Linked DNA regions of Homo sapiens: all the other regions are linked to region 2. Evidence: chromatin loops called from intact Hi-C (ENCODE). Cell type or tissue: mammary epithelial cell. All regions are shown on one strand.

The links. Peaks named below come from ENCODE experiments on the same cell type or tissue, not always from the same donor. Only the 100,000 strongest peaks of a DNase experiment are listed, where the experiment ranks them.
Region 1: it touches region 2 in a loop (11-fold over the local background); 80 of 110 quality-filtered maps call a loop at or near these places.
Region 3: a loop joins it to region 2, with 10 times the contacts of the local background. A loop is called at or near these places in 71 of 110 quality-filtered maps.

The regions. Positions count from the first base shown.
Region 1 is chr7:30,403,159-30,411,158 of GRCh38, forward strand. LINC01176 (long intergenic non-protein coding RNA 1176) reads left to right here. Exons shown (of 3, transcript NR_108081.1): 3 at 444-897. Among named protein-coding and RNA genes, the nearest start is that of LINC01176, 16 kb to the left of the region's middle. In mammary epithelial cell, no CTCF peak of the experiment used is centred here; DNase peaks (open chromatin) are centred at 513 and 4,113; H3K27ac peaks cover 1,877 bases.
Region 2 is chr7:30,161,425-30,169,424 of GRCh38, forward strand. It overlaps MTURN (maturin, neural progenitor differentiation regulator homolog), which reads left to right. Exons shown (of 3, transcript NM_152793.3): 3 at 1-1,338. It also overlaps the pseudogene RPS27P16. Among named protein-coding and RNA genes, the nearest start is that of MTURN, 30 kb to the left of the region's middle. RefSeq lists a silencer at 2,025-2,084 and enhancers at 7,137-7,962, 7,285-8,000. In mammary epithelial cell, CTCF peaks have their summits at 3,244 (motif pointing right) and 5,156; DNase peaks (open chromatin) are centred at 1,477, 2,277, 5,087, 7,997 and 1 weaker place; H3K27ac peaks cover 5,023 bases.
Region 3 is chr7:30,272,795-30,280,794 of GRCh38, forward strand. The region is part of intron 2 of LOC124901607 (a long non-coding RNA gene); the gene reads left to right. All of the region lies in intron 1 of LOC105375218 (a long non-coding RNA gene), which reads right to left. Among named protein-coding and RNA genes, the nearest start is that of ZNRF2, 7.8 kb to the right of the region's middle. RefSeq lists an enhancer at 6,556-6,675. In mammary epithelial cell, a CTCF peak has its summit at 3,493; no DNase peak of the experiment used is centred here.

The DNA.
Region 1 (8,000 bases), 240 kb after region 2:
TTCCTGTACAACCTGCAGAACTGTGAGCCAATTAAACCTCTTCTCAGGTTTTTTTTTTTTTTCTCAGTCTCAGGTATTTTTTTATAGCAGTGCAAAATCGGCCTAATATATTGTCTGTATAGCATTCTGATGATTAGTTCTTCACTGTGTATTAAGATTGACTTATGTTGCTGCATGTATGGCTAATTCATCCCTCTGACTGCTTCAGAAATATTCCACTTTATTCATATTTATTCAACATTTTACTTATCTATTCCCCCGTGTACTAAAAGTCAAAAGCATTACTAATTTAATAATGTCATATTTGTTCTTCTAATTATTTTTTGCTGCATAACAAAGCACTCCTAACTTAGTGGCTTACAATGATAACAGTCATTTATTTTATTCAAAAATCTGCAATTTGGGCTACAATTGGCAGAACAGCTCATCTTTGCTCCTTACAGTATTGGCTGGAGTTGGCGATGACTCAGCAGATCAAGGCTGGAAGACTCATTCTCGTCAGGTGGTTGACGTTGGCTGTCAGTTGGAACCTCACCTGGGGCTGTTTGCCAGAACACCTACACATGGCATGTCCATGGAGCTATTTGACTTCCTCACTGCAATGGCTGGGTTCCAAGAGCAGTTATCCCAAGAGAACAAGGCAGAAGTGCATGACTTTTAGAATCTTGTCTCACAAGTCACACAGAGTCACTTCCACCATCCCCTGTTGGTCAAGGAGGACATGAAGGTCTTCCTAGGAGCACGGGGAGAAGACAGACTTCTACCACCTGTTGGAAGGAGTGTCAGTGTTACATAGCAAGAGAAGCACATGGAATGGGATGTATTGTGATGCCCATCTTTGGAACAGACAATTTGGCATATCTGTGAAAATTAAAAGTCTGATTTGGATATAACAAATGAGACTGATTAGCAAAGATGTCTAATTATAAAAGTTAAAGTTAAATTCCAAATATACTTTTTTTTTTTGCCAAAGACCAAAGACTAGGTTATAGCCAAGGAATTCTGGCTCCCTATATCCCTAGGCTTTTTTTATTTTTATTTTTATTTCTTTTCTGAGATGGAGTCTCGCTGTGTCACCCAGGTGCAGTGGCACTGTCTCGGCTCACTGCAACCTTCACCTCCTAGGTTCATGCGATTCTCCTGTCTCAGCCTCCTGAGTAGCTGGGATTACAAGCGCACACCACCACACCTGGCTAATTTTTTGTATTTTTAGTAGAGATGGGGTTTCACTATGTTGCCCAGACTGGTCTTGAACTTCTGACCTCATGATCTGCCTGCCTTGGCCTCCCAAAGTGCTGGGATTACAGGCGTGAGACACCGTACCCAGCCCCTAGGCTTTATTTCTAAGGTTATCAATACCTTCTTCCCCTTGATCCTTATTTTTTATGTGATCAACATAATACATGAGATCAACCAGTTCAAGCAACACGATTACAAAACCTATGCACACCTTGAGTGTAATAAAGAGAAACAGAGCTTTTTTCTCTTTAGAAAATATATCACATGAGAAAACAATAGTAACTAGTTCTCAACCTCTTTATCCTTTTCTTTTGCGCCGCTGGCCAGAAGATCTCTGATGTATTGGGCATTCTGACTAGATACCTTCAGTATACACATGACTATTCTGAAAGCTTATTATCTACATCACTAGAAAATAGATCCATAACTTTTGCAGTCCTTGTGCCTTTTTCTCTGAACTTGTCTCTCCTGAGACTCTATTAAATACAATGGTGCTTGAGGAAAACACTGCCAGAATAGCTCTGCCTCTCATAAGGTGATGTAAGAAAAATGGGAAAAGTGTTCTAGCAAAGTGGTCATGAAAAGATTGTAGTGAGTTCAACCCTGTCAAGTCCTGATTTATGTATATCATTTTACCCATTTCTCTTAAAGTCCAGAAAGTTCATACCCAAATGGATGAAAATGCTGATCACTCTTCCTTTTAACTACATAAAGCTTTCACCAAGGCAGAAAATCACAGCTAAAAAATTAACATAAGATGGACCAACCCGATTTGTTTCTTTTCTTGAATTGCTAAGCCAAGACGAGATGAGTGTTGGGCCTTTGTTTTTATTTTTTAATGGGTAATTTCAAATATATATGAAAGTAGAGAGGATGGTTCAGTCATTCCTCAGTATCTGTGAGGGATTGGTCTGAGGACCCCCTGTGAATACCAAAGCCTGCCGACACTTAAGTCCCTGCTATAAAATGGCACAGTATTTGCATATAACCCATGCACATCCTCCCACATACTTTAAATCATCTCTAGATTACTTGTAGTACCTAATACAATGTAAATGCTATGTAAATAGTTGTCATACTGTGTTGTTTAAGGAATAATGACAAGAAAAAAAAATCTGTACATGCTCAGTACAGACACAACCATCATAGACCTAACTACACTTTTGATCTGATTTGAATCCGCAGATGCAGAACCCTACAGAGGGCTATGTAGTGAAATGCCCCACCCATCCCCTAACTTCAGCAATGACCAACCCATGGCCAATCTTGTCATCTGCACTCATCCCCAAATTTAATATATTTGGGGATGTCATCTGCATCCCCAAATATATTAAAATGTATTTAAAGCAAAACCTTGATATCATTTCATCCATAACTGCTTCAATGTGTATTTCAAGAAAGGGACTCTTTAAAAACATAACTACAATACCATTATCGCACATTTTAAAATTAGCAGTTGTGGAGGCAAAAGGTGTGTCTATAACTGGGGAGAATGAAGCAAAGAATATAAGTGGACATAGAACACGAAAAACAAAACAAAAGACTGAGTCTCTGAAGTCCTGAAAGGGGTTCCAGTCCACAGGTCTCCCTTTGATGTTGAGAGTCACCTCATCTCTTTGTATCATTCTAATCCCTTCTTTTTGTATTACACTGAGTTGGACTTCAGTAATTTTTTTTGAGACAGTCTTGCTCTGTCGCCCAGGCTGGAGTGCAGTGGCACGATCTCGGCTCACTGCAAGCTCTGCCTCCTGGGTTCATGCCATTCTCCTGCCTCAGCCTCCCAAGTAGCTGGGACTATAGGTGCCCGCCACCAAGCCTGGCTAATTGGACTTCAGTAATTTTAATTTGGAAGCATCATGGCTAATACTACTGCTATCTGGACAGCTTAGTGTTACTCTTCCCTCCATATTTTTTGATTTGTTTATCATACCATTCAATTTAGTTAATGCCAGTAGCTACCGTTTATCGAACACCGATCATGTACCCGGCACTCTACCACGTGTAGAGATTAAACTACACCAATTTCACAACAACCCAATGAAAAAAGTATTTCCCTATCTTGTAGATAAAGAAATGAAGGTCTAACTGGATTAGGTAATATTCCCAGGTTAAACACTTAACAAGTGTGGAACCAAAATCTCACGCAGATCTTTCTGGCCCTCAGCCTGTTCCCACTATGCCATGCTGCATCTGACAAACGTGATTTTTATTTTCTAAAAAAGCCAGTACAATTCTGTGGTGCCTGCTGTTCATCATATTGTTTCCTCATCTTCCTAGGCGCGCAACTACTCCTTCATGGCACTTAGCCTTGGTCCCGTGATTGGGTTCTAGCCTATGGAATATGAGTAGGAGACATGTCATGTTTCTTGGCTGGGCCCAATAAAACTTCCCATTTGCTGTCCTTTTTGCTCTCTCTGCTTTTGCCGTCTGGCTGATGATGCCCAAGGTGACCTTGGGAACCACACATTGGCGATGACAGACGGACATCCTGAGTCTCTGAGTGACTGTATGGGACAGAGCCGCCTGCCACCAATCTGAAACCTCTTTGGACTGTTCACATGAGCAAGAGATAAACTTCTATTGTATTTAAGCCGTTGTATATTTAGCATTCTATTTATTATTACAGCAGTTAGCCTTCCTTAACTTTTATGTACTGTTTCAATTATCTTTTACTGGGTAACAAACTACCCCCAACATTTAGCGACTTAAAACCACAGTCTTAAATTAACTCATGATTCTGTGAGTCAGAAATTTGGGCTCTTGCCCCTACTTGTTCATGCGGCTACAGTGAGCAGGTGGGAAGCTGGGGGCTAGTTGGTCCAGCATTGCCTCACTCACATGTCTGGAAATAGGTGCTGGCTGGACTGTGTGTCTCCAGCAGGCCTGCCTGAGATTTTTCACATGTTGGTGGAAGTGTTCCCAGCAGCAAGAGAGGGCAAGCCCCAATCTGCAAGTATGTCTCAAGCTCCTGCTTGCATCGTGTTTGCCGATGTGCCATTATTTAGTGAGTCACCTGCGTAGAGGGGAGTATGATTTATTGGGGACTATTTACTGCAAAAATCTGCCATATGTACAAGAGTTAGGCAAATCATTTACGTATATACAACATATTAGTCACATATTTAATACCAGAGTCCCACTCTGAGACTGTTTTCATAATCCCTGAATCAAGTTCTATTTAATAATGTAATCGTTTATTTTTTACTTTTCAGGTCTATATATGAGAATAAAATAATTACCAATACATCATACATTTAGGTTAGTAGAATTGGGAATTAAAGAAATGAACCCAGTTTCATCTTTGCCATTAACATTGAGCTCCCTTTGTTTTAAGTCAGATGCAGTTGCAGTAACCCTCCCTAGACTCCATAACCCTCTTGAGCTACTGTCATATCCTGTCCCTTCCATATCATATTTCTTTCTTTCCTTTTTTTTTTTTTTTTTTTTTGAGATGGAGTCTTGCTCTGTCACCCAGGCTGGAGTGCAATAGCGTGATCTTGGTCACTGCAACCTCTGCCTCCCAGGTTCAAGCGATTCTCCTGCCTCAGCCTCCTGAGTAGCTGGGATTACAGGCATCCACAACCACACCTGGCCAATTTTTATATTTTTAGTAGAGACGGGGTTTCACTGTGTTGGTCTTGCTGGTGTCAAGCTCCTGACCTCAGGTGATCCACGGGCCTCAGCCCCGCAAAGTGCCAGGATTACAGACATAAGCCACTGTGCCCCAGCCCACATTGTATTTCTTGAAGGATATCCTCATCTTCCAGTTATTTCTCAATCCTTTTCAGTCTGGCTTCCTTGCATTAATTTATGAAAACAGCTCTTATGAGGGTGACCCATGACCTTCCTGTCACTAAATCCATGAGCATGAAACTTTCTTACTGGTGGTTGACTTCTTCTCAACACCACGCCACCATCCGTCTGCTTTTCCTTCAACCTTTCTGGCCTTGTCTTAGTTTCCTTTGAAGACTCATCCTCCTTTACCTTGTCTTTAAGTGACAGAATTCCTCAAGACTTCGTGCTTGGTCTTTTCTCACTCTACTCTTGCCCTAGGTTGGCCTCATCTTTGACCATGTCTTCAATACTATCTATATCCTGTTGAGTCCCAAACTTGTTTCTCTACCTCAGGCCTCTGTTATGCCCCAGCCCTGTGTATCTCCAGTTGTTTATCTCACATGCACCTCAAACTCAATTTATGTCCACACCGGCCCTGTGCTTCCTCCTCATTCACCCTTCCCTCCAAACAAAATCCAGTTCTTTTCTAGTAGTTTCAAAATGACCCCACAATCCAAAAGCCCGTGAATCATTCTTGACTCCCTGTACCATCAGTGCCCCCTGTGCCATCCTTCACCCATTCCGGTGGTGCCCCTTTCTATTCTGGGAAAATCTCCCACTGTGAGTCATCTGGGTGGGTGACTGCCCCAGCTCCCACTATGAAAGACAAAGGGGCTAACATCCTCCCTCTCTCTGTCTCCTGTCAGCTAAGGCATTGCCTGTGACCTGACCTTGGTTGATTGGCTGTGTCTGCCAAGAACTTTGAATATTAAGAGTAAAACCAAGACGGTACTATTAGAAGTCATTCATGAATGTATCAGTGGAGTACTGGTGGTGTTGATCCTGCTTCCTGTATTTCTTAGCCTTCCAGAACTATCTTGGTTCCTGCCCCCCCCACCACATTTTCCATGCTGGTGTGCTAGCCCCCAGTGGATTTATCCTATAAATGCCCCCATTTGCTTAAGATACCCAGAGAAGGATGTTGTTATTTGCCACCAGAGAAGCTGTGACCAATATAGGCACTGATGTTCCAGGTAGATTCAGATGCCATCACAAAATTTTCTCCACTAATCGGCGACCTAGCCACAGAATGCACAAAACAGCTCTCAAGATCTCTGCATGCAATATCAGTGCCTATGGGTCCCTGTGGCTATTTCTTAGTGCTGCCCATGAGCCACCATCATCTCTGCCTCAACTTCTGCGAGAGCCTCCCAGCTGGTTGTCTCATAAGGTCCTCAACTTCATACTGCAGCCAAAGCCATCTTTTCGGAATGTAAACCTGTTGGTGCCACTCCTCTCTGATGAAATCTTTCAGGGGCTTCAGATTTCTGTGAAAGACCAAAATTCTTAAACTTTTTTGACCTTTACTCGCAATAAAGACAGTTTATATTGAAACTCAGTACACTTGATGTATATTTTATAAAAGTGTCACAAGACAATACTTACCCTTTATTTGATTAACAAATACTTGCATGGCAGTTACTGATTGCCAGACACTGTTCTTGCTGTGCTGTGAATAGTAACTCATCTAGTCCCTGTAAGAACCCATGCGATGCACATGTTCTTATGACCACTTTAAAGCTGAAGCCACTTGGGCACAGAGAGGTTCAGTTGCTTGTCTGAGGTTGTACAGTTAATGAGTGGCAGTCTGGGTCCAGACCCGTGCTTTTCACTGCTTCTTGGTGCTACTCTGTGGTGGACTCTGATATTCTATTCTGTTTCATTTTTTAAAAACAGAGGTTGGGCGTACACCCCATTGCTTTCACAACCTCCTAGCAGGTCACAGTATACAGTTTAAGAAACACTGGCCTGTCTTGGGGTGGGCCCTTACCTTGTATTTCCCAGCTCCACCTGTGCTGTGCTCCTCCTTGAGTTCTATGATCCAGTTTTCATGGCCAGGCTCCTCGGAGCCATGGGGCCTTGGCCCATGCTGTTCATTTACTGAACCTCACTGTCCTCCCTGCAGATTGTGTCCTTGATTTCAAGGGAGAACGGTACGCCTATGATAGGCCCTGAAAGCCCTTGCACCTTTCCTTGGGCACTCATCATGGTTGCAGTTTGGCAGTTACCCACTTGGTGGTTTGAATAAATATATCCATCTTCCCCACTAGACCGTATGTGCTGCGAGTGTAGGCTCTCTGCGTGTTTTTAGTTCACTGTTGAGAGAGGTGATCTGCCCTGAGTCCTGAGCATCCAGCACATTCTTGCTGGGTAAGCACACAAGGCGAGGCCCTGACCACTCTACTCAGACTGCTTCTCAGCAGACATTATGTTCGCAGCAGACAACCTTGAGGATAAAGTAGTAGCTCCCTCCAGTTCGGAGAGCAGACTTGCTACTGCTTGCTATAAAATGGCAGGCTCCTCAAGCTCAGTGTTCTTCAGCTGCCATGCAAAGCCACTGTATGTGTAGCATCCACCTGTGCCCCAGCACACTGTCTTCGTGGGCTACGGGGCACAGGGGCTGATGCAGACATGCTCGTGCTCATGTTGTCTACTGTTCTGTCGATCATAAAGTCCTGTGCTTCTGACCCAGGAGGCTTGCGTCCTGTGCCAGCATCCACAAAACAGTAACAGTCTAACTTACTAACTTGCAAGTAGGGTAAAAAGTCCAGACATGACACTAACCATTTCCTATCAGCCAGCACAGTACCTGGCCTAAAGCAGATGTTCAGTATTTATTTGTGAAACAAATGGATGGTTGGATAGATAGAAAGTAGATGGACTTTGAGCTCTGCTTAAGGTGTTGCAGGGATCAAACCCTTTCAGAAATGCCAACCATACCCTGGAATGATTCTGGAACTGTGGGGAAGACAATTGAGGAGAAATGAAGATTATCTTGACCTGAAGTTTCTCATCCTTTGTGTTTCTAAGTAGAGTTTTTGGATCAGCCAGCTCCTCTTCTGATATTAAACTATCTGACATGGGTAGTCCTGTGAGACAGTTGCGTTTTATTCTGAATTGCCTGAATGAGTCTGATGTCCCCAACA
Region 2 (8,000 bases):
CCAGCCAAGGAGACCAACAGGAACCCTGCTCATCTGGTAGGGCTCTTTCCTTCAGTAAAACCAGCTGCCAGCCTGAGAAGCCTGTCTTTCCCAAATGCAGGCAGATCTGAGAGGGGCTCCAGGCACCCGGCAGGTAAATCACAAAGCAAACTTGGGTGTCCTTGGCAGCGGGGAGGAAGCAGGAGTGCCCCCTCAGGCCAGAGGGCAGGGCCAACCTCCTCACTGTGCTTCAAGGTTGTAGAAAGAGCACAATTAATGCTTAAGCGATCACAGACCCCTCTCCCCTGCAGTGGGTGTTAGCTCCAAAGAGATGCCATTGCTGATCACCCAGTCTTCGGAGAAGCCTAAAATTTCTTTGAATTAAAAACTGATCCTTTTTCATAAAGACCCAGTCACTTCTCCCAGTTTAGTGATAACAGGTATGACACAAGAAGCTGAAGTCTTTTAGATTTTATAGAGAGTAATTCTGAAACCTGCCAGAATGCTGGTAGCCTGTGGTGTCCATGGCAATGGGTGTCCATGGTAAAATATCTATAGCTTCTGCTCACTGGGCAAATATAAAAGACAACATATTATTTAACATAATATGTTGTCTTTTATATTTTTATTTAAATCTGGATTACGAAAATATAGTACCCATGAGCATTTCATGTTAGAAACCCCATTTAAAGCACTATAAGGCTGAATAGGCACAAGCGATTAAAAGTAGATGCCAGGCCACATAAAAATAAATGTTTTAATTTACTTAGAGCTGTATTCAAGTTGTTTGATACCAGACAGAAAGCTGACAGTCTGTTCTTTGTAAACTGCCTTTCCCTGTTTTTCTGTTTTGTTTTGTTTCTCAAGTTTCATTTTTTACTAAGCCCCTTCTGACACCTAGGCAGATAAAGATAAGAGTAGTGCGCAGTACAAATGTCAGCTCTGAAGAGGAGGAAGTAAATCTTCAATGCTAGGGCAGATCTTCACTATCCGTGATCCAGTCTTAATTTGAGCATGAGAGCAAAATTTAGTCATCTACACAAGAAGCAAAAGCAAGGAATAGTTGTTGGGTTTTTGTTTTTTGGTTGTTGTTTTTTTTTTTTTTTAGGCAAGAAGTGTTGCCGGTAGGGTATGTGTGCTTTCTTTGCCTTCCTATTTCCTTTCAAAGAAATCTCTTGTAAATTACAAAACTGTGAATTGGGTTGCCAAAAACTGTTGCCCTTCGTTAGATGCTTCAAACAGTGTAAATCCTATACTGCACCCTGTCCACCTCTGCTCCCTCCTCCCTCCCCTGAGAGTGAGGACCTCATCCGACCATGTAATTACCATTCGCTTGCTATTAAAGAGCCTTTCAAACTCTGGTGGTGTTTGCCTCTTTTTTTCTGCCTCCACAATGTTTGGTCCCAAAGGACACCTAATGTGGCTTATAAATGAAGAGCAAAGAGTAAAGGACCGGCAGCTCGCTGTGTGGTTGCTGTTTGTGAGGAGGCTGGGGGAAGAGAGGGAGGAGCTGGTAACATGAAACACTGCCATTGTTCAAAGATTAATCATTTCTGTGTGATGCATTCATATGTCTATTGTGATGCTATAACTGGTAGTTAGTAATTTTCTACTTCTTTGAACCAATACTTTAGTTTTGTGTTTGAGAACCCTATTTTTTCTAGCCTACTTAGGAATTCTTTTTGGCATTAATTAGAAATCTGTATTCTGTGGTCATTCTATGACATGACACCATGTCTCCACCACCTTCCTCCCGGTTATTTATTCACCAAACATGGCATTTAAATAACTCATCTGGAAGTTGATGGTAAGTTCTGTTATTTGATTAAGAGCCAGTTTCTTTCTCCAAATGAATGGGTCTCCATAGAGAGACCCATTAGATTCGATTAGATTTGAGTTTTGCTTTACAGGCACAGCATAAAGGCTTGTGTGTATGTTAGATAGTGTGTGGTCCTTTGTTTTCGATGTGGCTGTTAGAGATTGTACTCAAGTGGTGAGCTCTGTGTCAGCAGTCCCAACCCTGCTCGTGGTGCAGCAGCGGGGGCAGGCGAAGTCTTACTTATGGACTTCCTTTGTTACAGTTATTGTATCCGTCTCACAGATAGAGTTTATAAAATGCAGGTTGGCCCCTTTAAGTGCGGGCACTGGTGTTAAAAATACCCACATTTCCCCCGTGTAATCATTCTGAAATCAGTGGCTGAGGGCAAGAGGTTCTAGCCCAGACTCCTCCTGGGCTGACTGTGGCCCTAGGCATGTCCCCTCCCCACCCCACCGACTTCCGGCTTTGTTTCCTCATCTGTAAAAATAAAGAGTGGGAGACTTGTCCCCGAGTTCCCTTTGGGCACTAGCCCTGACTTGTCTAGGGGAGTCAGGAGTCGGTAGAGAGGACATGAAGCACAGTTGTAATGGAAACACTCACAGAACCAGGGTGGGGCGGCCAGGATTGGCAAAACTGTCCTGGGATTCTGAAGCTCTTTCCCCTAGGATCCCTTTTAGAATTGAAGACGCCAGTTGATATCGTGGCTGTGTGTTAGCCCAAATGCTTATGTCCCTGCGTGTTTTCTCCTGCCTTTCCACACCTTCCTTCCCTTCGTGAAAGTAATAAGGAGTCAGAACTACAACAAAGTAAAATTGGGGTGTTCAGCTTAGGGATGTAATCAACAGTCTCACTCCCTTTAGAAATGAGCCTCGTTTCCATAGTGAAGTTGGGCCGAGTGGGATCCTCCATTGTCATAGAGTTCTTTGTGTACAGGTTTGGGTTGAAGGACAACAAAATAAACAGAACCAGACCCACCACCCAGCATTTGGACGCCACGCCGGGGCTGGACAAAGTGGACTTGCTGTCCGTGTACCTGAGTGTCAGGGTGGTTTTGCCCTGTGCCCTGCCAAATCAGAGTGAATGAACATTCCTGTCTCTGTTTAGCAGACTTGGCCCTTTGGAAACTCAAGAAATGCATCCTGAAAAAGCTGGCACTGTGCTTTCCTCTTAGGACCACAATAGGCAAAAAAAAAAAAAACAAAAAACTGAAGTACTTTCCCTATCTCTAACCCTCCTTTTTTCCTTTTTGGAGTAAACAATGGCATTTGTAATGATCTGGGCAAGTTTTAATTAGGCAGTCAAGGAACAAGGTAGGCATTTTTTTAGGGATCATTTAAAGTAACATATTTTATCCTTATTTTGTTGGGAAATAGGGCAACAATGTACAGTGTAAAAACCAGCAGTAAAATTAAGTTGGCCCTTTCGGATGCTTTTTAATTAGAAGCCTCTAGAGGTCAGCACCACATAAAGAAAGGGCTTTTGAGTTCAGGGTGATCATGATGCCCATCTCCTTGTGGAGCTTTTGGAAAGGAGGGTTGGTGAATGTCCAGGCTGGGGAAAGAGAAGTGAAGAGCCGCCTTCTTTATACATAAACCCTAACATTTGACTGGGTTGTTTTTTTCCCTGCTCACCCATCTTTGCAGCTCCCACACCCCTGCGTCACACACTGTCAGTTCGATAAACATGACTTATTGACCGGTCGATGAAGTGTGCCATTTAGCTCATGCTGAGAAGGGCTGGGGAAATGCCGAAGATGAGATGGAAGGCACATTGCATTTTGCTTGGAGCAAGGTGGGAGGATGCTGGGTGTTCCAAGGCCTTTCAAAATATTTGTTAGCCCGTAGCCTGTTAAACTCTGCAACTTCCAGTGGAACATCAGGGAACACAGGTTTCTACCTAGAATCCATATCTGGCTCCCTGAAGCCTGCACAGATCAGGGGTGGGCTGGGGGAGGATTTGAGCATCTTCAGGAGGTCTGGCCAGAACTGAGATAGTTGGGAGCCCCTAAAAACTTGCAGACATACCTGTGGATCCCCGAAGTACAAGACCCAAGAGCACTGTGCAGTGATGGCCACAGGCTTCATAGACCACCGGAATTCAAGTCCAAAACGACAGGCAGCCTTGGGAGGCCACAGAGGCTCCTGGTGTTGCCCCGGGGTTTCATTTTGGCCCAACAAGGAACAGGAAGGGGAAACAATACAAAGGCTTTCCTCCCTTCTCTTTCCCTTGCCCCTTCTGTTCAGGGTTTACTGTTCCTGTCTACTAAGGAAGGCTTGACCCATAACACAAATAGTATTGACAATTACTCTGCTGGGTGATTAGATGAGCCTTGGACCCTGAGGTTCTTTCACTCACTGAGAAGATACATTGGTGGAAAGGACAACAAATATGTCACAGGCACGATGGAAGCCCAGTCTTAACATCTTAGCACTTAGTGGCATAACAGCGATTTCACTAGTACTATTAGATTTCAAAATGCTGAGTTTGGATCCTCGTGAGTATGGGCTGTATTCTTTGCAAGTATGGAACAGTCTGATTCTGATGACTTTTCAGTTGTTTTGTCATGAAGCCAACAGTGCTGAGTAAATATGCCCCACCTGTGTGTGCTATTACATATAAAAATTTTTTTGTAACAAACTTTTATGTAGTCCTTGCTAAGTGCCACACACTGTACTAAGTTTCTTTTAACTCATTTAATCCCTCCAACAATCCTACAAGGTAGATATTATGGTTGATATTCTCTTTTTACAGATGAGGAAACTGAGGCACAGAGAATCTAAGTAACTCTCACAAGATCACACAGCTAGTAAGTGCCAGAGCTGGGATTTGGACCCAGGCAGTTTGGTTTCAGAACTCTTAACTACTCTGCTGAATAATGAATGTCGTGGGTGTTGGTCTTACATTTACTGAAATCTATGATTTTTTTTCACACCACAGCACAGAGGCCCTGCCTGCCCGTATACTTCACGCAGTGCATGCTGCTAATATCCATGGTTGCCTGGGAACAGATGGAGTGAAGAGAGCATTTCCCTAGCTATTTGCCTTGCCTGTGGGCAGGTTGGCCGCGCAGGGTGGTTTAGGATAATAGCAGACACATTTTTTTTCTGGTATCCATGTACTTACAAAGATTTTTGAAAGTGACTGGAAGAACCGGGGCGACAAGTTTATAAAACAGGATCCTCAGATGGGGGCAGGGCTGGGGAAACAACCAATTGGCTTTCCATTCTGTACCCTTCTTTCTAGACCTTGTTCCCTGAGGAGCTCTTTACAAGGGTGTTACAGACTCCTCTAAGTGTCTCCCTCCTCATAGCGAAAGGGCTTTTACTCAGAGTTACCTTGAAGCAACCAGCAGCAGAAATGCATTGTCTAGTCAAGAGGAGGCCTGGGAGCAAGAAGAAAGCTCTCTTCGTCTGCTGATGTGTGGTAACATGCCATTGAGTCACCATCCCACACCAAGGGTTCCAGTCTGTGGCCCTACCCCTCAGCCATCCAAATACATTTCTAGCCTGCCTTCCTGCTCCACGCAGAGGCAGCGTGCACAAACACCCTCAATACCACCGCCACTGCTGGATGACTGTCGTGCTATTGTGCAGAAGGAATAAGTGCAAATCTGAGACCCCATTTCAAAGGCAAACACAATTCACTTTTGAGCTCATCGGGTTGTTTGGATCATCTCTGCCACGATTTTCTCCATTCCTATGGGAAAGAAAAGCTGGCCAGATCAGTATCCCATAAGAAATGCAGGCACTCCAAATCTGCTGTTCTTGCTTCTAAGATTCTGAGTGCTATCACATGGTTCCCGAATGACAGGCTCCAGGTCCTGCCATGGGAGAGTGGGCTTGCTGGTGAGTGGCTACAGGGAGAAGGTGCTAAACCTCAGGAGCAGCACTTTTGTGTTTTCCAAATGATGCACGGATGAGAGAAAGGAACGCAGGAAAGGTGAGTCAAAAACAAACCTTTGGAAATACAAAAATAAGGAGCATAGAGCTGCACAGGTTTGAAAAGAGGAGGAGGCAGTGTCATGTGTAAATGCATGTTGGGTTTCTGGATCTGATGCGTGCCTTCCTGCATGACTTTGGTCATTTAGATGTTTAGTTTCTTCTACTCAGGAATGTTAGGGGGCATTTTGAGCCTGGGGCTACAAGAGGCTAAAAAAAACTACAAACTGTTGTGCAGAATCAACTTTGGAATGGATCTGGAAAGTCAGAATTTAAAAATTTTACTTCAGTATTCCCTAAAGTCAGAAATGTAAATCCAGTAACGGGAAAGGACATGAAATGTACAGTCCCCCCTCAAGTCTCACTCTGGGTGATGCCACTCTGGGTGGATGCTTTCACCTCATCAGATGCATCTGGGAGAGCTGGCCCGGGTCTGTCTGTCCCACCGGACCCCACGCTCCCCCCCTTCTCTCCTCTCCCACCTTGCCTGATGTGGAGCACTTTGTAATAAAGAGGTTCATTCCCTGAATTTAATATGGGGTGTCATCAAGGCCTTTACTAGACAAGAAGCATGTCCTCTCCTTCCCAGCAGCGATGACCTCCCCACAAGAACATGCCTCTCGCCGAGGTCTTCATCCCTCTCCAGAAAAGGAGACCCAAGCAGCAGCACCCAGGGCAGAGCCTCCGTTCCTACTTCATGGATGTGAAATACCCAGGATGCTACAAAATCACCATGGTCTTCAGTCACAAACGTGTGTTGGCCGCGCCACCATCCTCTCTCTGCCAGCGCACAGGAGGAAAAGCAAGACCCACAGAAGGACGTTCCTGTAGGAGGAAGCAGCACAGAAAGCACTCTAAGGGAAGAAGAATGAGATACCATCCCCATACACACATTCTGGGAAATACAAAACATGCCCTTCATATTTCCAAGTGGCCTTAGTTTTCAAACTGTACTCAGAGAAAAATCCCCATCTGAAAAATGACTCTTGTTGAGCCCGCATTGTTTGCCAGCTGGCTTTCCATGGCAGCTCTGGCTGGAGAGAACCCTGGATGCTTAAGCAGTCCTTTTCCTTCCTCCTGTTAGGATGATGTGTGGGAGAGTGAGGAAGAGGGAGTCAAAAAAGGGAAAGGGATGAATGAAGTCATCTCAACGCACATGGATTGTTTCTTTGGTGTTTTGTGGAGATTTCACTCCAGGGGCCTCGGGCAAACCAGTTTACTTGGGTAGAAGCATACGTTGCTCACCTGGCCAAGTTTTCTCAGTGGAAGATGGCTTAGCCATTCTTTGCCACGCTTACTTTTGGTCCTGTATATGTAAAGTTGACCAAAACCCTCACAAGGGCCATGATCCGATCTGCTTTCTCCCATCGTCTGCTACTCTCCTGCCTATCTCGCATCCCCAGGCTAAAACTGGTGGTTTGGCTGAGGAGTGGGTTATGCTTCATGGTACAGCTAAAGTTATCCTGATCTCTCTTGATATCCCCTTCCTTCAAAGACTCTGTTTCCGACCCTGGCCAGCTCCCAAATAGCTCCTGTAATTGGTTACAAGCAAGGCTAAGTGAGATAGTGATTTGATTCTGGAAGCACAAACCAGTGCCTCCCTGGTGGGTAGGAAGCATCTTCTCCATGTTCACCTCACAAGCTTTTGAAAAAAACCTGTCATTCAGAAGCAAGCCAAAACTGTCATCTCGCTCGATGCTAATGAACTCATCAAATCCATTCGCAGGGTTTCGGCTCTTCAGAACTCTGGCCAAGCCTTTGCTTAGCACATGAAAGAATATTCCCTGGGGTGCTTTTCAAACCCTAATTTGACCCCATACCTCTAAACTGTGGAAGAACACAGACACAATTGGCCACATGCTCTTGAAAAATTCAATCTGAAAGCTAGTGTTGGTGACTACAGACAGGATTTTGATAAAAGTAAAACACCGAGCCGGGTATGCTGCTTGCCGCTAGGAGTTTGTCTCCCTGGAGGACAGTCCTGCCTGCCCACTGCTGAGGAAGAGCATTCCATATGTGGAGTGGACAGGGAAGCTCCTGGGAAATACAGTGACCTTGGCCTCTTAATCCATCAACAAAATAATGGCACTTTTATGAGAACTCTAGAAATAGAACTTTTCATCCGGCACCATCTTATGGTACGCTTTGGAGCAGTGATGTCACCAAGGAGACAGAAACTAGGGAATTCATCCTCTTGGGCCGGGTGACTAATCCTGTTTCCCAACCTCAGAACATTTGCTGATATCATCCATCTTCCCGAAACC
Region 3 (8,000 bases), 110 kb after region 2:
GGCTAATTTTTGTATTGTTAGTAGAGGCGGGGTTTCACCAGGTGGGCCAGGCTGGTCTTGAACTCCTGACCTCAGGTGATCTGCCTGCCTCGGCCTCCCAAAGTGCTGGGATTACAGGTGTGAGCCACCGTACACAGCCAACTTTTTTAAAAACTATAACCTATATTAGGAGAAATATTCTATGTCTCAGCTCAGAATATATATAAAGTTTCATAAAACAATGTTTAGCTTCACTAAATTCCATGCACTTTGATATTTTTATTTATTTATTTTGTATAGATGACGCCTTACTATGTTGGCCAGGTTGGTCTCCAACTTTTGGCCTTGAGCCATCCTCCCACCTCAGCCTCCCAAAGCACTGGAATTATAAGCATGAGCCATTGCATCCAGCCTACTTTGATATTTTCTAGTCTTTCAATACTATGCTCTTTTAGAAAAAAAAAATACTGGTCATGTTTAGCTGGATTCATTTTCCACTACACTAACGGGTCACAGTGGGCAGTTTGAAAGACCTGGACCTTATCCCTTCAATGTTTCCTTGAGGAAACGATGACCAAGAATAGCTACATGGCATGGCCTGAAAGAGTAAAGAAAAGTGTGTCTGAATTACAGTGTGAAGGACTGGTGTTAGAGACGAAAAAAACCTGTATGGCATTGGTTGGTGGATACTTCAGAGGGACTTGCCTTCCGGAGAAATCCTACTCATTTTTCTGGGAAGTAAAGATAACAGTCCTGTAGAGAGGGCAAGATGATAAATTAATAAATGAGGTATCTGGGTCATTTCTAGGCCCACTGGATATATCAGTATTACTGAGTGAGAATTGTCAGTTTAGCTGGGGTTTGGGCCCTCTTAGAACCACCTGGGGCCTTTGTCTAGTACATATATGACTTCCAGCCATTCTGATATGCACCCTCCCTCTTCAAGAGCCTAAGTTTCTGCTGATAACAAGTCTTACTGAGGCTCGAGCTGATGGGGGTATATCCTATCTCTCCAGTATGTTGGGGCAGGCAGGGAAAACAAAGGTGAGAACTGCTGATCTCTTGAGCAACAGTTTCCAACATTTTAGATTTCACAGGTCAGTAAAAATTCAAAAACAGTTTAGGAATCAACATCAGGGTGCCAATATTTCTTTGTCCCAAAAAACGAAATCTACATTTAAAAAGGAAGAAACAAAAAACCAAATACTCCCCAAATCTATGGCCATCTACAACTATCATAGGGTAGGAAGGATCTAATCTTAGACTAAAGATAGTCTTGTGCATGAAATACATTTAACTTTTTATGGATAACAAAGCTACTGCACTGTCCTAATTTTTCTTATTTCACTGTGAGCACCTTATTACAGACTGGTGCTGGTCTGTAGACCAGTGCCTGGAATTACTGCTCCAACAGATATAAACTTCTTCCTGAGGCTATTCATTCTTCCAATGCGGAAATTTGTATTCTTTATGTCTTGACTGACATGGAAGACAATTATTTTAAATCATAAAAATATCCATTAAGTTGTCTGGAAAATTATACACAAGCCATTAGCTAGATTACATTAAATCTAAAAAAAAGACAGTTCTTATTATTTAGTTTCTCAAGGCATCACCATTTCAAATTTGGCCATAGATGGCTATCATTCTAGTATTGAGCACTGAAGGTAACAGGCACTTGCTTCCTTCTTTCCTCTGCATGATGACTGAGTTTGCCAAAGTCCTAGAGAAGCTGGCCTCACTTTCCAAAACTCTCGTTCCTCTCAAGTTCATATGTGTCAAGCTAAGTAAATTTTCTGCATGGTGGGACTTATTTATTTATTTTTAATTGTTCATCCTGTTTGTGAGCTCCAGAAGAAACTTTTTTTTGCCACTGAAATTCATGAGTTATTATCAAATAAACATATATGAACATTTAATTCAGTATAAAAATCCTGCTGTATTAAAATGAAATCCTAATTGTAGCCGTCATTCTCCTTATTAATATTGGTCTAGACAGTATTTTTCACTTTTTCACCCCATCATTAGCAGTTGGGGGAAGTGGTGTTAAGAAACAGAGCAAGATTTATTATTAGTATGCCACCTGTTAAAAACTGTACTGGAGAAACCAGCTACGTGTACCTCTAAACGTACTGAAATGCTATGTTTTACCAGAGAAATTCTAGGTCATTTCTAATGCCTCCCCAGAATGTCAATGAATCACTATTTCAATTGATTACAAACTCTAAAAAGTAAAAACTCATCATTTTCAAAACCTTTGAATTTGCTGTTTGTACAGGTCAGGTCTGGAGTGCCTTCCTAAAAGTTATTTATTTTCCCCTTTTTCGCTTGCTTCACAGAAGCAACTGAATTCTGTCAGTGTTTTTAGCTCTCTCGTATATTTCTGAGAGTCAAAACTGCCTTAGGAGGTTTTTTGTTTTTGTCCTTTCTTTGCTAAGTCTGTATGTTTTTAATGCAGCACATGTTATTTTCTTGTCTGTATGATTTGCTTGAAGGTTTTGATATTTACATATTATGAAAGAAAATGTCCAAAGTGTATAAAAAACACATTCCTTGTAAAATCTGATTATTTCCTAATGTTCAGGTCTGTTTGTTTCGATGTGGAGGTTGTAGAAGTTTTTTGGCATTAGTATTCTAAACAGTTTAGTATTTGTTCATGTGTACATTTTGCCTATGAGAACGATGTGAAAACGTATCTGCATCCAATCATTTGATCAGTCCTGCAAAAGCTTCTTCCATTCCTACTGTTACTGATGCTGTCCAGCCTTCATTATTTTTTTAATTGAGGTAAAATAGACGTAACACAAAATTTACCATTTTAACCAATTTTAAGTGGTTTAGTGGCATTAAGTACATTCATATTGTTGTGCAGCCTCCTCATTCTTTTTCACCTGGGTTACTGCAACAACCTTAAAAATGCAGTCTTGCTTCTAACTGTGCCGCCATTAAGGAAGGAACTAGAAATCGTATCTCTGCTGACTTATTTTCATTGGTGTATAGAAGAAAAATGGAAAGACAGAAGAAGCATTCTCTGTCATTTCTTCTGTACCTTAGACTTCTGAGTTGCTGAAAATGAAATGCAGACAGTGTTCTCAGGGCCTAAAAAGGACAAGTACCTGCTGTACTGGTTCCATCCCCTGCTGCAGATCATTCCTTGCTCAGGACATTTCAGCCCAAGCATTTGTTCTGAGAACATATAGAAAATAAAAAAATTCACTTGGCATTAAAGGGTCTGGCCACTGCAAGCACAAAGAAGCTTTTAGCAGTAAATTCTATAGCTTTAAAATGTGCTGAAATGATCATTTCAAAAATTAAGAGGCAAAACTCTTAGATGGCCAAACTAAGTTTGTAAGTGAAACATAAAGAAGCCTGAACTGCTTTGGCCCCCACCAGGGCAGCTGAAATTGGCTGGTGTGCACTGAGTCTTCAAGCCCTCTTGGGGGGCAGTAGATGCATCAGAATTGAGGAGCCCACTGCTGCAAATAGCTTCAGTTGGAGCCTTTGGCAGTGCAGTTTTGTATCACTAGATGTCAGTGTGGACTTTCCCAACCTCCGCCTTCTTGCCTTTGCAGGAGGTGGACTAGACATCACTTGGGGGCCTTCCTCAAGTCCTGGCAAACATAAGGCTATTTTCAGAACTGTAATTTCACCAAATATTTTGTCCACCTACATATATTGACTTTTAAGAGTTCTAGAAAATACAAACAGAAACTTTGAACCAAAGGTTGTTCTTTTTAATGCTGTGCCCTTCTAATCTCAATGCTTACATTTGGAAGCCTGCTTACAAGGATGTTCCAAGGCCAGCAATGGAAAGTTCCATGCGGTTCTTTTGACAGCAGCATGCTAGCCCAGATACCTGCAGGCCTAGCTTCAAGAAAGCATGGCTCCCTACACTACCAGGGCTCAGGAGTGAGGGCAGGAAGTCAAGAAGAAGTGTATGTGATTAATGCCGGATGTGGTGGCTCAGGCCTGTAATCCCAGCACTACAGGAGGCCGAGGCGGGTGGATCACCTGAGGTCAGGAGTTTGAGACCAGTGTGGCCCACATGGCAAAACCCGGTCTGTATTAAAAATACAAAAATTAGCCGGGCGTGGTGGCACACACCTGTAATCCCAGCTACTCGGGAGGCTGAGGCAGGAGAATTGCTTAAACCCGGGGGGAGGAGGTTGCAGTGAGCTGAGATCGGGCCACTGCATTCCAGCCTGGGGGACAGAGCAAGACGCTATCTCAAAAAAAAAGAAAAGAAAAAAAAAGAAAAGTATATGTGATTAGCCACATAGGGATTTAGTGGCCATATTTATCAGATTTTTTTTCGAAGTAGTTTGTAATCAGCTGCCTTCTGAAACCTTAAAGAATAGTCATTGTATTAGTTTTCCCATTGCTGATGTAACAAATTATCATAAATTCAGTGGCTTAAAACAACACAAATTTATCTTACTGTTCTAGAGGTCAGAAGTCTGAAATGGGACTTAAGTTGACTCACCTAAAATTGAGGTGTCAGGAGGGCTGTGTTCTTCTTGGAGTCTCGGGGAGAATCCATCTCCTTGTCTTTTCCAGCTTCTAGAGGCCACCTGCATCCCTTGGCTGGTGGCCCTCTTCAGGCTTCAAAACCAACAATAGCCTTGAGCGTTTCTTTGAACCACTCTGACCCTGCCTGCCCCTTTTACTTTTAAGGAATCTTGTAAGCACCCTGGGACCACAGAGACCACCCAGGTCTAGCTCCCTATCTCAAGATTCTGAATTTATTGACAACTACAACGTCTCTCTTGCTTCAGTAAGGTAACATATTCAGAGGTTCCAGGGATGAGGACATGGACATTTTTGGGTGGGCAGAGGCAGCACTTTTCTGCCTACTACAGTCATTACTTTTAAAGTAATATATGATGCAATTTTTCAGGTATGAATTTTTTAACAAACTAATTCAGTGTCACAAACAACTGTTTCTACTGGAGACTATGTTGGAAAATAACAAGGGCTGCATTTCCCTCGCTCATGGAGTGATAACAATGAAAATTAATTTGCCACACCCAGCATTCATATTTGGTCACCTTCCAACTGAACTGAGCACTAACTCCACTCCTTTGTTGACCCCTGTGCTCAGGGTGTCCATCCCCAGAACAGCACTGAGCAGGCACAGGGTGAACACATACAGAGAGAGCTGGAGACGTGATTCCCACACCAAGAAACACTGAGCAAAGTGAAATCCGGTGCGCTGAGGGACCAGACTAGGGTAACCTGTGCATACCCCTGTGCAAATTCAACATACAGCTGGAGGCCTAAAGCCAACAGAACCTAACCCCATGCCTTGCCATAACTACAAGGCTGGTTTTGTTCTGCCTACGTAAAGCTGAATTCAGCTCCCTCTCCTCAAATGTGCTCTTTCCCCCATAGTCCTACTTAGTGCTAGGACCAGGGACTATCTGTCCCTGGTCATCTTGACTCTGTCATCCTTGACTCTTCCTTCTTGGTCACGTAGGACATCCAATTGGCCTCCAAGACCTGCGGTGGCTGCTCTCTCAAGAGTTTTAGAATCTGCCCTACCACCACTCTAATTCAGGTTCTCTTCACTTCTTGCCTGGATGACTACGTTAGCCTCTGGACTAGTCTTCCACTTCACTGTGCGTTCCTCCCTCCCATCAATCCATTCTCCAAAATACTGCTGGAGTTGTCTTTCCATACTGTAAATGCGATCCTGCTACTTCCCTGTTTGGGAAAGTGGTTCCCTTTTGCTTTCTGGATGAATTCCAACTTCTTAGCTCAGCACACCAGGCCGGTTACATGCAGCTTTCCAGCCTATTCTCTCACCCTCTCACCTGTTACTCTTCATTCCAGCTATAATTAACTGCTTGAAGTTCTTCAGCTGCTCAAAGCTCTCCCTTGCTTCATGCTCCCTCAGCCTGGAATGCCTATGGGTGCTGAAGCCAGAAGTCTCTCAAGACTCAGCCCAGCGTCCCTTCTCAGACTACATCTTTGTCCTTCACCAATCCCCATCCCTTCAGTCAGCTCCAGTATGCCTTTACCACATGGTACTCTGACCATCTCTTCATTTCTATCTAAGTCCCTTGATTAGAAGCTATAAGGTTTTTGAAGCTATATGGTGTTTAGTTGGTTTAACTTTACATCCCCAGATGCTCAGCTACTCTGTTTAAAGAATGAAAATATCTCCATTGGGGGTCCTAAGTTATTCCGATGTTTCCCTGCACCAGGTATGACCCAGCTCAGGGCTATGTTCCAAAACCTACCCAGTTTAGACTTGTATCCCTAGAGTTCAGCCAGAGCCCAGCTAACTTCTGGGAAACAGAGGGTGGGGTAAATTGACCAGGAGCTCTTGTTGCTCTATCTTCTCATGGTGGAAGAAAGGCAGTTCTGCAACTATGACCTTACCCTTTCCAACCTGGCCTAACTTGGGGGCGTAGATCATTCAATAGCAACTCAAAGGGAATTGGCCCCCTAATGCACAAACTTGCCCTGGCTGAACAGTGTAGAAGGCAGCCAACTTCACACACAAACTTAATGTGGTGACGACAGTCTGTTAAGTTGGTAGTAATTCCGGACATGCATTAATCACTGCTGCCTGTCCTTAGCGAGCCATAGCTGTTACTCAAAGTCTCTTGCATATAGATTGTCCTTGAGCTCTCTATAAGCAGGCACTCTGGAGAGTTAAAAATAAAGCAGAAATAGAGTTCCTGTACTTGGGAGGCTTAAACAATCTAGTCCTAAAATGTAGGGCTTGCCTTTACGGGGGCTTTTGACTAACTTTGAGGGAGGAAGTGGTAAGGGAAAATGTCTTATAATACGTTTTAATCATTCATGTACAACAGTCATTCACGTACAGTATTCATGATTTAAGCAAGTGACAGGAGGCAGTTTGGAGGGTGCATCTGCACTGGAGGAGGGACCACATGCATTATGTAGCAGAGGGCTATTTTTTCTCCAAGCTAGTCTTCACTTCCGTAGGCTGGGAAAATCCCCTTGGTACCGACCCCATGATACATTTTTCCACTAAATTTTATGTCTTTTCAACAGTATGTCCCCAGTAAAGATCTTGGATTCCTTTCAAAACACTATGTATGGAATCTGAGAGTTTCCTTTATAATGGAGTAAAAGCATCATGGGTTGTGGTTGGTTGGTATTAAGGGTTTTTAAATTAGGGCTCTTACAGATAAAAAAAAAAACAACGTTTGAAAGCCCAAGTGAATTAATTGAGAATAGAACACAATATAAATATTTAAGCTCTTAGTAATACTACATACCATTTTGGCAAGCAAAAATTATTTTTATTAGCAGGTGCTGACATTATATCTCAAGCTGTTTTTAGAAAGGAAAATGATTCTGGAATCTATGTTAAACATAGCCATAGGGCTCCAGTCATTGATTAATTAACATGAAATACTTTTGTGACACATTTAAGTCTATTTAGGACCCAAAGACTCTTTAGTCAAAGTGTTAACTACCCTGTGGAATCAAAAGAAAAAAAATGTTTAAGAGTTTAAATATTGGAGATTTCAAATAGGTAGTCTCTGATATCTTAATGATAATTTCCTTTCAAATTTCATCTATCTAGCTATCTATGAGTATATGTACACACACACACACACACACACACACACACACACACATCCATCCATCCCATGGTGGAAAGATATAGATGTGTCATGACATATCATACTATCATCATTATTATAGCAGTGATGTAAATACTTATTAGTAAACTACTACTAACGAATTATTACCAATACATCCTTATGCATCAATAATGTATTAAAATTTCACAAAATGGTAAAATCAATTTCATTGAGTATTAGTATATATTAAACTGTACAATGTCACAACATGCTAGAGATGATATGGAAATTATTACAATCTGCTAGGGATAATAACATTGAGATTAAAATTTGTTTCTCTATTAACACATTTGAAAGTACTCTCAAATAGAGAATGAATCTTTTGAGAATCATAGCCACTCTGTGAGACTGGTATTGCTATATGATCATCCATGTTTTACAGAAGGAACAGGTTTA